Regions from separate parts of the Homo sapiens genome. Here regions 2 and 3 are each linked to region 1. Evidence: chromatin contacts called from ENCODE Hi-C or POLR2A ChIA-PET data. All regions are on one chromosome and are shown on one strand. Each heading gives the region's core, a stretch centred on a gene start or an enhancer-like site at or near the end of the contact. The rest is flanking DNA. Distances are from core to core; before and after follow the strand shown.

The links. Hi-C counts contacts between places; a loop is a spot of excess contacts on that map. ChIA-PET counts read pairs that join two places held with the same protein, here RNA polymerase II (POLR2A). Pooled maps may share reads with other maps.
Region 2: a loop to region 1 is called in a map of CD8-positive, alpha-beta T cell, with 21 times the contacts of the local background. The contact joins the promoter of TCFL5 here to the promoter of HAR1B in region 1. A Hi-C loop is called at or near these places in 3 of 168 maps with a recorded cell type or tissue (CD8-positive, alpha-beta T cell, ascending aorta and naive thymus-derived CD4-positive, alpha-beta T cell), 2 of 37 single-sample maps with no recorded cell type and 9 of 50 pooled maps. POLR2A ChIA-PET finds 5 or more read pairs at or near these places in 3 of 52 experiments (CD4-positive, alpha-beta T cell, CD8-positive, alpha-beta T cell and PC-3).
Region 3: a pooled map shows a loop between it and region 1 (2.7-fold over the local background). The contact joins the promoter of BIRC7 here to the promoter of HAR1B in region 1. A Hi-C loop is called at or near these places in 2 of 50 pooled maps. POLR2A ChIA-PET finds 5 or more read pairs at or near these places in 2 of 52 experiments (H1 and OCI-LY7).

The regions. Positions count from the first base shown.
Region 1 is chr20:63,100,144-63,103,568 of GRCh38, forward strand. HAR1B (highly accelerated region 1B) reads right to left here and starts at 2,176. Exons shown (of 3, transcript NR_152601.1): 1 at 1,972-2,176. HAR1A (highly accelerated region 1A) reads left to right here and starts at 1,149. Exons shown (of 2, transcript NR_003244.2): 1 at 1,149-3,111; 2 at 3,412-3,425. RefSeq lists a silencer at 2,225-2,614.
Region 2 is chr20:62,859,878-62,863,302 of GRCh38, forward strand. It overlaps TCFL5 (transcription factor like 5), which reads right to left and starts at 1,945. Exons shown (of 6, transcript NM_006602.4): 1 at 1,147-1,945; 2 at 248-431. The coding sequence starts at 1,793. LOC105372717 (a long non-coding RNA gene) reads left to right here and starts at 1,558. Exons shown (of 4, transcript XR_936989.4): 1 at 1,558-1,664. RefSeq lists silencers at 1,364-1,513, 2,014-2,203, 2,254-2,353 and an enhancer at 1,738-2,392.
Region 3 is chr20:63,234,642-63,237,982 of GRCh38, forward strand. It overlaps BIRC7 (baculoviral IAP repeat containing 7), which reads left to right and starts at 1,264. Exons shown (of 7, transcript NM_139317.3): 1 at 1,264-1,804; 2 at 3,262-3,341. The coding sequence starts at 1,456. RefSeq lists enhancers at 80-681, 1,029-1,148.

The DNA.
Region 1 (3,425 bases), core at 926-3,425:
TTGTGAAACGTAGCATATTGTGGGTGATTAGATTTAAATTTCAATACACTTTGTTAAAAATAGAGTTGGCTCTCGCCAAGAGGAGGCCGCAGGAAGGGGCTCTCAACGGCTCGTCTTTGGAATATTAATAGTATGGAAATGTTATTAGAATAATTTTTCATCATGAATAATAAATTAATGGAATAATTCGGCAGCGCCACGTGACATACCCTGCTAAGAGGGGCTTTGTTTTAACAGAATGGGGAGGGTGGGTTTGGGGTGTGGGGGAGGGCAGAGCTGGGGGAGGGTCCGCCCAGGGCAGGCGGGGTTGGGTGGAAGTGAGTGAGGTGCCTGAAGAGATGAAGGCTCCGGAGGCATTTGGGGAGGAGGACAGAGACCTGGGACCAAGTCCTCAGGCACTTTTAGCTTCATGTCTCAGCCAGGGTTCTGGCCCTGGCCGGCTCCTTCCCACAGAAAAGCTGGGAAGAGATCTTGGTAGGTGTCCGGCCCCACACACCATCCTGCTGGGGGTGGCTGGGTTGGACTTCACCATCCCCACAGCCCTGCAGCCTCCCCTCCTGCATCTTTCTCCTTGGTAAATGCCAGGAACCTCAAAAGCACCCAGAGGCCCAGAGAAATTGAGCACACAGGGGTGGGGAATTCAAGAGCAGGAGCTGTTTCTAGGGCCCCAGGGGCAGGGCCAGGGTCTCCTGGTCATTTCTGTGCTCGGGACCCCTGCTGCACCTGAGCTCACTGTGGAAACTGCCTGAGGGGGCCACACGGAGCTGATGGGGACAAGCATGCAGGGTGGGCACCCTTGTGGGCTCAGCTTGGTCCAGGGTGTCCACTGGGGGACGGGGAGGGAGATGGAGCACCAGGGAAGAAGCGTCTCTTCATGTGGTCAGCGCCCCCTCCTTCTCCCCACTCCCTCCTTTTGCCTCCCTTCCTGCTGCTGCCTGCACGGTGAGAACAGAGATGAGATGGCCCCTGCCCGGGAGCAGTCAGCGGCACCACAACCCTCCCAGGCCAACCCAGCTCCTGACAGAGAGGGAGGGAGGCAGCCTGGGGCTGGGGGCCCTGGCAGCAGTGGCACACGGAGTGTGCACATGGATCCTAGTCAGCCTTTTGCAGGGCGCTGAAGCCAGTGGGGGCCCCCAGGGAGGTTTTGGGGGAGTGTTGAGGGGGCCTGAAGGGTTCCGCTCCTCCCACCCAGGGAACCGCCATGCCACTAGTGGGCTGTCCTGGAGACTCGGGGAGAAAGCACACAGGCTGTCGGGAAAGGTGGGTCGCAGGCGGGCAGGGCAGCCCTGCTGTACTGATGGGCAGGCGCTGGGTGGGTGGAAGGCAAAGCCATCAGGTCATCCCCCTCTCTGTCCCTGCATTGGGCCAACCAGGTGTGTCAGGAGGATATTTGACCATTCCTGAGAGGCACATTCTCTCTCTCTCTCTCTCTCTCCCTCTCTCTCTCTCCCTCTCTCTCTCCCTCTCTCCCTCTCTCTCCCTCTCTCTCCCTCTCTCTCCCTCTCCCTCTCTCTCTCCCTCTCCCTCTCTCCCCCCTCCCTCTCCCTCCCTCTCCCCCTCTCCCTCTCCCTCTCTCCCCCTCCCTCTCTCTCCCTCTCTCTCCCTCTCTCTCCCCCTCTCTCTCCCTCCTCTCTCTGTCACACACATTTGCACATCCTGCAGTGTGAATGGAGTATGAATGTGTGTGGTAGGCGACAGCTGTGTGTGTACGTCCGGGTGCGTGTGTGCGTGTGTACATGTGAGCGTGTGTGCACGTGAGTTAGAGCCTGAGTGTCCCCTGCGTGGGTTAGTGTGTGCGCCCGCCCGGTGCCCTCCGTCTTGGGAGTCTGGGCTGCTGCTCCGCGGGCTCTGGAGCCGGCGCTCCCCACGAGCCCGGACTCTCCGCCGCGCCCGGGAGCTGCGCAATCGGCTGCTAAGACGCCGGCGCCACCGGCTGGGCCCTGTTCTCCCCTCTCTTTTCTACAGTCTTACCCGCAGCTGACAGGGTTCGAAAGAGCATGAAACGGAGGAGACGTTACAGCAACGTGTCAGCTGAAATGATGGGCGTAGACGCACGTCAGCGGCGGAAATGGTTTCTATCAAAATGAAAGTGTTTAGAGATTTTCCTCAAGTTTCAAATGAGGCGAATCCCGTTTTCCGCGATGCTGCAGCGCGCGGGTTTTAACCGCAGGGTCACGCGGAACGCCGCGCCGCGCGACTGTGCCTCGGTCTCTGCGCCCGGCTCTCCCTCCGGTCCGCAAGAGGAGGAAGGCCCGCGGCGTGCCGAGGTCAGCGGCGCGGAGCCACCAGGCGAGACGGTCACGGACGCCTGAACCGAGGTCACCGAGGCCACGGGGCCGGGAGGCCCTCAGCAGAGCCCGGGGGCTCCGCACCTCAAGGCCGGCCAGGAAGAAACAGCAGCAGGAGCCCAGGGCGCCCCGGGGAGCCCCCGACACGCGGGCCGAGCGCCCAGAGCGGCCCAGGCCCTCGCGAGGAGACCGGCCTCCCCAGGGCGGGGCTTCCGACTCGGGCGCCCGTGAGCCCCGGAGGCGGCGCGAAGGGGCAGAGTCCGCGTTTCTAACCAGCCCCCGGGTGGGCGGTGGCCCGCGCGGCACGGTGGGCGCGAGCGCCGTGGGCTGGGGCCGGCCTGGGCTTTCAGGGCGAGGGCTTTCCGCGCCGGCCCCAGCCCACCCGGCCCCGCTGCGCGCCCCTCACGCTGCAGCCTGGGAACCTGGGCCGGGAGCTGCGGGCCGCTCCGGGGAAGCGGGCCTGACCTCCCCTCCCCACCGCCGCCCCTGCGGTGAGATCCTGCCTGCCGGGGCGCAGGGGCCCGCGGTTGGGCTCCGGGAGACGGAAGAGGCCCCACAGCTCGGGCCCCACGCAGTGGACGCTGCCACTTAATTTTGGCGTAATTGATGTCAAGGCGGGTGCCCGGGCCCCCAGTGAAATGCCTCATGAACTCGCTGCGAGGAACGGCGCTCCACGCGGTGCACGGTGGCCAATCAGAGCTGCCGCTTCTGATGGAGGCTGAGCCGGCTGGGGAGGCGTCTTGGCCAAGAACCAGCCCCAGCCTCGCTCAGGGCCCCAACCCGCAGACCATGTAATTAAGCTGCGTTCTGCAGCCAGGGCAAGGTGCGGAGGGGCCTGTTTCTAGCATTGGGGAGGAGGAAGTGGGGAGGAGGGAGCGGGGAGGAAGGAGTGGGGAGGAGGGAGCGGGGAGGAAGGAGGAGTGGGGAGGAGGGAGCGGGGAGGAGGGAGCGGGGAGGAAGGAGTGGGGAGGAGGGAGCGGGGAGGAAGGAGGAGTGGGGAGGAGGGAGCGGGGAGGAAGGAGGAAGGAGCGGGGAGCAGAGGAGCAGAGCGGGAGGGAGGATCGTCGTGCAGGGGGCCTTTGTGGATGAGGCTGGGATGTCCCTGCCCCTCCGTTCCCTCCAGAGTCTCAGCTCTGA
Region 2 (3,425 bases), core at 695-3,194, 240 kb before region 1:
CACCTGGTTAATTTTCGTACGGGGTTTCACCATGTTGGCCAGGCTAGTCTTGAACTCCTGAACTCAAATGACCCACCCACCTCGGCCTCCCAAAGTGCTGGGATTACAGGTGTCGGCCTTGGCGCCCGGCTTAAAAGGTTATTAAGCTCACTGAAGGGAAAAAAAAGTACTTGGGACCTAACCAAAATAAGTTAAAATTTACCCATTTAATACAAAAGAGCAAAGCTTCACAAATCATGTTCCCTACCTGTGTCTGTGAAAGATTAGAATTTCCACTAGTAGAGCAAGCATTTGTAGTAAACAGTGGGTATGTAAATTGCAAAGCAGTAGTTGTAGCCGCAGTTTTATTTTTCACTAATGCTGTACATTTGTTTTGTTGCTGAAGAGGAACATTCATTAGTTCAGATGGATGTCGAATGAGAGTTACCAAACTGCCAAGACAAAAGAAAGCCCAGAAGTGTCAGCAATACGTGGCAGACAAGCATCCACCATCCCACTCCCATGGCTCTGGCTAGTTTTTCCAGACAGCAACCCAACTCTCATCCTGGAAATCTCTACACAACAATTAGCAACTATCGCTGCTGTGGAAGTCCTCCTCTTCCTATGGAGGAAAAGCAAAACTGCGCCACCTCCCTGCTCTCATCACATCCTGACACCAATCTCACTTTTGCCATCCTCCAGTGTGACCACGATGGGCAACTACAGGCTGGGATGAGCAGAAAACTGCGGACGCAGCCCCTTCCACAGCCATCCCTGAGGGTCGCCAAGGGGGCGGCTGCAGGCTGGAGCCTCATTTTAGAGCTCAAAGCCTGCAAACCCCCGTCGGGCCTTCCTAGGCTTCCCTGACATCCAAGAGTGCCACCCGGAGCACATGGTTCCCAGGAATTCTGCGCGCTCGGCCCCACTCCAGGCGGGGCCACTGAGGGAGGGGGTGTTTAGTTTCTGGAAGTACCTGCTCCCCGGGGCCCGCACAGCGCACACAGCCTTTCGGGGCGGCCCCAGACCCGGTGAGGTCCGCGCCCTGTGCCGCCGGGAGGGCAGGCTGGGGGCGTGCACAGCGAGGGCCCCCTTTGCCTCCGCCCCGGCCCCGGCCCCGGCCTCGGCCTCCACCCGGGCCCCGCCAGCCCCCGGCCGCCGGGCACGCACTTGTTGAGCGCCCCGCCCGGCTCGGGGGGCTCGGGGCCGCGCGGCGCGGGCGGCGGCTCGGCGGGGATGCTGTTGAAGCGGTCCTCCAGGCGGACGCGCACGGCCGGCTTGGCCCGGGCCTCGGGCGCGCCGTCGGGTCCAGCCGCAGCCGCAGCCGCGCCCGCGCCCTCCTTGGCGGCGCCGTCGGCCCGGGCCCTCGCTCCGTCCCCGCCGCCCGACGTCTTCTCCGCCGCGCCCGCCTCGCTTAGCAGCATCATGCGCAGCTCCTGGAAGTCGATGTGGCCCAGGCAGGGCGCGTCGGCCGCCAGCGCGGACGGGCACAGCACGGGGTACACGGGCGCCGCGCCCCCCTGACCGCCCGCCGCGAAGCCGCCCGCGCCTGCGCCCGGGCCCGCCGCCGCCAGCAGCGCCGAGTTGAGGCGCGTCTCGAGCTCGCCGTCAGCCGCCGCCTCCATGTGCGAGCAGAGGATGTGCTGCAGCTGCGTGTACTCCACCTCCGTCATCTCCACCAGGCTCAGGTCGGTGGTCGTGAAGCTCAGCCCCGGCTCGCCCAGCGCCGCGTCCCCGCCGCCCGCGCCCTCGACGGCCGCCTCGCCGCCTGCCGCGCCTGCCTCCGGCGGCGGCTCCCGCGGTCCGGGGCCCGACATGGCGGCGCGGCGCGGCCCAACGGCGGCGAGGGCGACGCGGGCGGCGGGCGGCGGGAGGCGGGAGGCGGGAGGCGGGAGGCGACCCCCGGCCCGAGCACTACTCTGCGCCGGCCACAGCCGGCGCGCCGTTGGGGGAGGGAAAACCGCTGAGTGCCGCGCACAGCGCCTGCGCCGCCCCGCCCCGCAACGGCAACCCCACCCCTGCGCCAGCCCCGCCCCCTCCGTTACCCGCCGCCGCCGGCCCCGCCCCCGCCCAACCGCCCGCACGCCCGGCCCCGCCCCACGTCGGCGGATGCTTGCGCGGAGGGCCCGCCCCCACGGCCCAGCCACGCCCCCACAGCTAGGCCACGCCCCCAGCTCAGGCCACGCCCGGTTCCCAGCCACGCCCCTGCTGCCCGGCCACTCCCCGCTGAGGCCCGGCGAGGGCGGCTGCGCTGGAATCAGCGTGATACCTACGCGGTGACACCCTGGGGAGAAGCCACGTCCGTGCGTGCACGTGCGCCCCATTACAGCGGCAGGAATGAAGACGTTGTCAAAACAGCTCCCTGGACCCACAGTCCACAGTGCCCAGGCCATCCGCTTCATCCGCGTAAAATGCGCAGCGCATGGCCGGGTTCTGTGGCTCATGCCTGTAATCCCAGTACTTTGGGAGGCCGAGGCAGGTGGATCAGGAGGTCAGGAGATCGAGACCAGCCTGGCCAACATGGTGAAACCCCGTCTCTACTAAAAATACAAAAATTAGCTGGACGTGGTAGTGCGTGCCTGTAATCCCAGCTACTCGGGAGGCTGAGGCAGGAGAATCGCTTGAACCCGGGAGGCGGAGGTTGCAGTGAGTCGAGATCTTGCCACTGCACTCCAGCCTGGGCAACAGAGCCAGACTTCATCTCAAAAAAAAAAAAAAAATGCACAGCGCGACGGTGGTGGTACATTCCCAGCGCTGGGCCCGCCTCCACCGCTGCATTCACCACCGGTCTCCTGTAGCAGTCAGCACACTGCCCCTCCCCCGCCTGCAGCCACTAATCTTCTGTGTCCAGGAGTTTGCCTAGGCTGGGCCTTCCCTGTTAAGGGAACTATGCAATATGTGGTCTTTAAGAGACTTATTTTTGCAATCTTGAAATAATTCCTGTACTTAACCTCTCACCCACATTCCCATCTCACTCAGTGGTTGTCTGTTCTCTGTCTAGGCATTAGGACACTTAAAGGCCTGTGACTTGCACATCGTCTTCTAAGCCGGGTCTGAATCTTTCGCTCATTTCATCACAGTTTAGACACAGACCAATATATTACAATGATTCAACGATGGGCTATGAAAGCTCAGCCATGCAAATCTAAACTCACACATGTATACATGAAAATAATATATCAGTTTTGGGCAAAACATCAGGTTTCAGAAAACACTACCAAGGAGGAAAGCAAGGACTTAAAACTCTCAAGGACATGGCAACAGAAGTCGTCTAACGTAAAACAGAGAGGGAAGGCTAAGAGAGTGAGCAGAGCATCAGTGAGCTGTGGGGCCGCTTCAAGCAGTGTGATTTGAAGTCCCCTGGGGGTGGAAGGATGGGGAGAAAGACATTTTAAGAAGTAATGATTGCCAGGTGAGGTGGCTCACGCCTGTAATCCCAGCACTTTGGG
Region 3 (3,341 bases), core at 14-2,513, 130 kb after region 1:
AGGTGGCTCTGGGCCTTGCATAGGAAAGGGTTGGGGGTCTCGCTGGGGCCTGGCAACACTGGCCTGAGTATGACCAGAACAGTCACCAGAGGCCTCCTGGGAGGGCGGGTGCAGCCCCAGCCCCCGCCGTGAGTGGGGGTCGGGGGGCAGGTGTGAAAGTGTGGTGGGCAGCAGCTGGGTCTATGCGGCTCAGCAGTGGGAAGAGAACGGGCCAGGCTTCCAGGTGAGCTCAGGGACGGTTTTCACTGCAGCTAACCCTCTCCTGCCCACCTGCGCTCCCCGTGGCAACCAGCGGCCCTGCAGCGTGCGACTCCTCTTTATTCTTCCAAACTCTGTGAGCCTGCACGCTCCCATCCAGGACGGAACAGCAGGGGAGAGTGGCTGAAGGATGACAGGGGGCTTTTAGGGCCAGCCGGGTGGATGAGCTGGGTTTGCTGGGGTTGAGGGCTCAGTCGGGGGTTGGGGGGTGTCGAAGTCTGGGCCCCATCCAGCTGTCCTTTTTGTCCCGCCCAGGTGTCCCTGGGGTTCCTGTTCTGCCCCTGGCTTCTCTGGGGTTAAGTCCTCCTCCCTGTTCCCTCACTGTGGGGTTTGGCAGTGTGGCACAGTGTGGAGCTTGGACCGGCAGCCAGGGTCACAGCAGACCTCAGGAACTCCGATTCCAGTGCCAACACTGAGTACTCCTCTTTTGGGGGCATCAGAGCCTCTCCCTTGGCTACCTGGGGAGGCTGGTATGGAGGGAGGTGGAGGGAGATGGGGGAAGGGGGAGCGGGAGGTGAGGGCAGCTCGGGCCCTTCTTTTTGCTCTGATCTTCCTGGCCTGAGGACAAGAGCTGCTCCCAGACCTGCAGAGGCCCCTTGGGGCAGAGGGATGTTTCAGAGAACAGCCGGGTGACCTGCCTCCCTGCTCTGCGTGACGCAGCCCTAGGCCCCTGTGAGGCTAGAGTCACCCCCGCAAGGTGGGAGGTCACGGCCCCTGCCTGCACAGGCAGCACAGCTCACATGTCCTTCCTTGAGCCTTCTCTGCTTCCGGAGGCTGCCCTGGGCGCCTGACCTTGGAGCCATCATCTCCAGCTCCCCAACCCCTCCCCCACAGCCCTGGGGCAGACACCAGCCTGGGGAGGGGTCTCCATGCTCAGTTCCTTCCCGTCTTGTTCAGAGAGACGTGGCCTGCCCACGTGCAGTCAGCGGCATCCGCAACCCTGCCAGGGGCCCCGTGACACGCCCCCGCTGCACAGAGCATGTGACCCCAGAGGCCACCCTGGCCACTTCCAGAAAGCTGTGGGCCCTGGGATACTCCCCTCCCAGGGTGTCTGGTGGCAGGCCTGTGCCTATCCCTGCTGTCCCCAGGGTGGGCCCCGGGGGTCAGGAGCTCCAGAAGGGCCAGCTGGGCATATTCTGAGATTGGCCATCAGCCCCCATTTCTGCTGCAAACCTGGTCAGAGCCAGTGTTCCCTCCATGGGACCTAAAGACAGTGCCAAGTGCCTGCACCGTGGACCACAGCCGAGCCACTGGGCAGCCGGTGATGGTCCCACGCAGGAGCGCTGTGGACCCCGCTCTCTGGGCAGCCCTGTCCTAGGCCTGGACACCTGCAGAGCCTGGGACCACGTGGATGGGCAGATCCTGGGCCAGCTGCGGCCCCTGACAGAGGAGGAAGAGGAGGAGGGCGCCGGGGCCACCTTGTCCAGGGGGCCTGCCTTCCCCGGCATGGGCTCTGAGGAGTTGCGTCTGGCCTCCTTCTATGACTGGCCGCTGACTGCTGAGGTGCCACCCGAGCTGCTGGCTGCTGCCGGCTTCTTCCACACAGGTCAGTCCCGGGCGGGGGGGCCTTCCTGCCGTGGGCCTGGGCACGATTCTGGACCCTTCCAGCCCAGGGCTCTGCCTCCTCCGTAGCATCCATCCCCCAACAGGAAGGGTCTGGCCTGATGACGGAGCAGTGGTCCTGCAAGCCCCTCCAGTGCCCATGGGCTCGTGCCTGACACCCTCCCCCGGAGTCTCTGCTGGCTGAGTGTTTCAGACCGTGGGATGTGAGGAGGGGCTGCCTCTGGCCACAGTCTGAGGGTCTCAGCTGTGGAGGCCGCCAGCTTGGTGCACAAGTACCCCTTTGTGATAGAAGTGGGTGGGGCTGACATTGCCTGGGGCCCTCACCTTCCCCGCTGCTGTTCTGCACAGGGAGAGGAGATGTTTAAAGAACAGGATCAGGGTGACCAAGGCAGGCAGTGGTCAGCCAGAAGGTCCTGGATGCTCAGCCTGTGGGGAATTTCTCCAGGCCCCAACCTGCAGCTACTGTCTGGTCTTCCCCAACTGAATCAAGTCCCCGGAGTACCTATCCTAGTCTTGGCCCGGGCCTGCTCCTCTGCCCTACAGCTGCAGACCATGTGGTCAGACCTGAGTTCAGGTCCCAGCTCTGCCACTTCCTGGCTGAAGGACAGGGCAGCAGGGCCCACCGAGGGCTTTACAAATACTGGCACAGCCATGGTCATTGTCAGCAGTGGGCTCTGGCGGGGCACCATCCTGGTAAGGCTGGACCAACTTAAGACAGCTGGTCGGGGGGACAGTGGCTGGGACAGTCAGAAGCCGTGGCGTGAAGGGGCAGGCCCAGCTCACCCACCTCCCTGGAAGTCCAAGGCTCAGGAGGCAAAGGCCAGGCAAGAGGCATGGCAGGTGCAGAGCCGGGGTCTTTGGGGCTGGTAGAGGTCCAGTGCCCGATGCAGCCCAAACCTGTGATGTCAGTGGCAGGTGACGTATCGCATGGATGCCGATGAGGGGACGGGGTCGCCAGGAGGTAGAGAGATGACGGGTCCCCCACCCCCAAAGGGAGGCATGAGTTCCTAAAAGCAAGCCTGGCCCCAGACTGGCCTTCTAGGGCAGCCTCCCTTCTTCTTCTCACTGGGAATCCATCTTGGGGAAGCAGAGACCTGGGGAGGGGCCCTTCTGGCTCCTGAAGCCCCAGGGCTATAGATGTACCAAGCCCTGGGGGGCCCCCACTGCTCACTCTGGGAACAATGCAAATGCCAGCTCAGTCCTTTCCTGAACATTCTCGCCCATCCTGGCCGGCACCCCAGTCACCCTTGTCCCCTTTTCACCTTTGATGCTAATGAGGTACAAGTGACATCCCCCACCAAGCCCCCTGCCCACCCCCTCCTCCTTCTTGCCACCTGGGAGCTCCCCTCCAGCTGAAGCTCTCATAGCCTTGGAAGGACACACCGGGGGCCCGGGGACTGGGTGGGACTTGGCTGGGGCCAGCATCTCTCCGCACCCCAGGCCATCAGGACAAGGTGAGGTGCTTCTTCTGCTATGGGGGCCTGCAGAGCTGGAAGCGCGGGGACGACCCCTGGACGGAG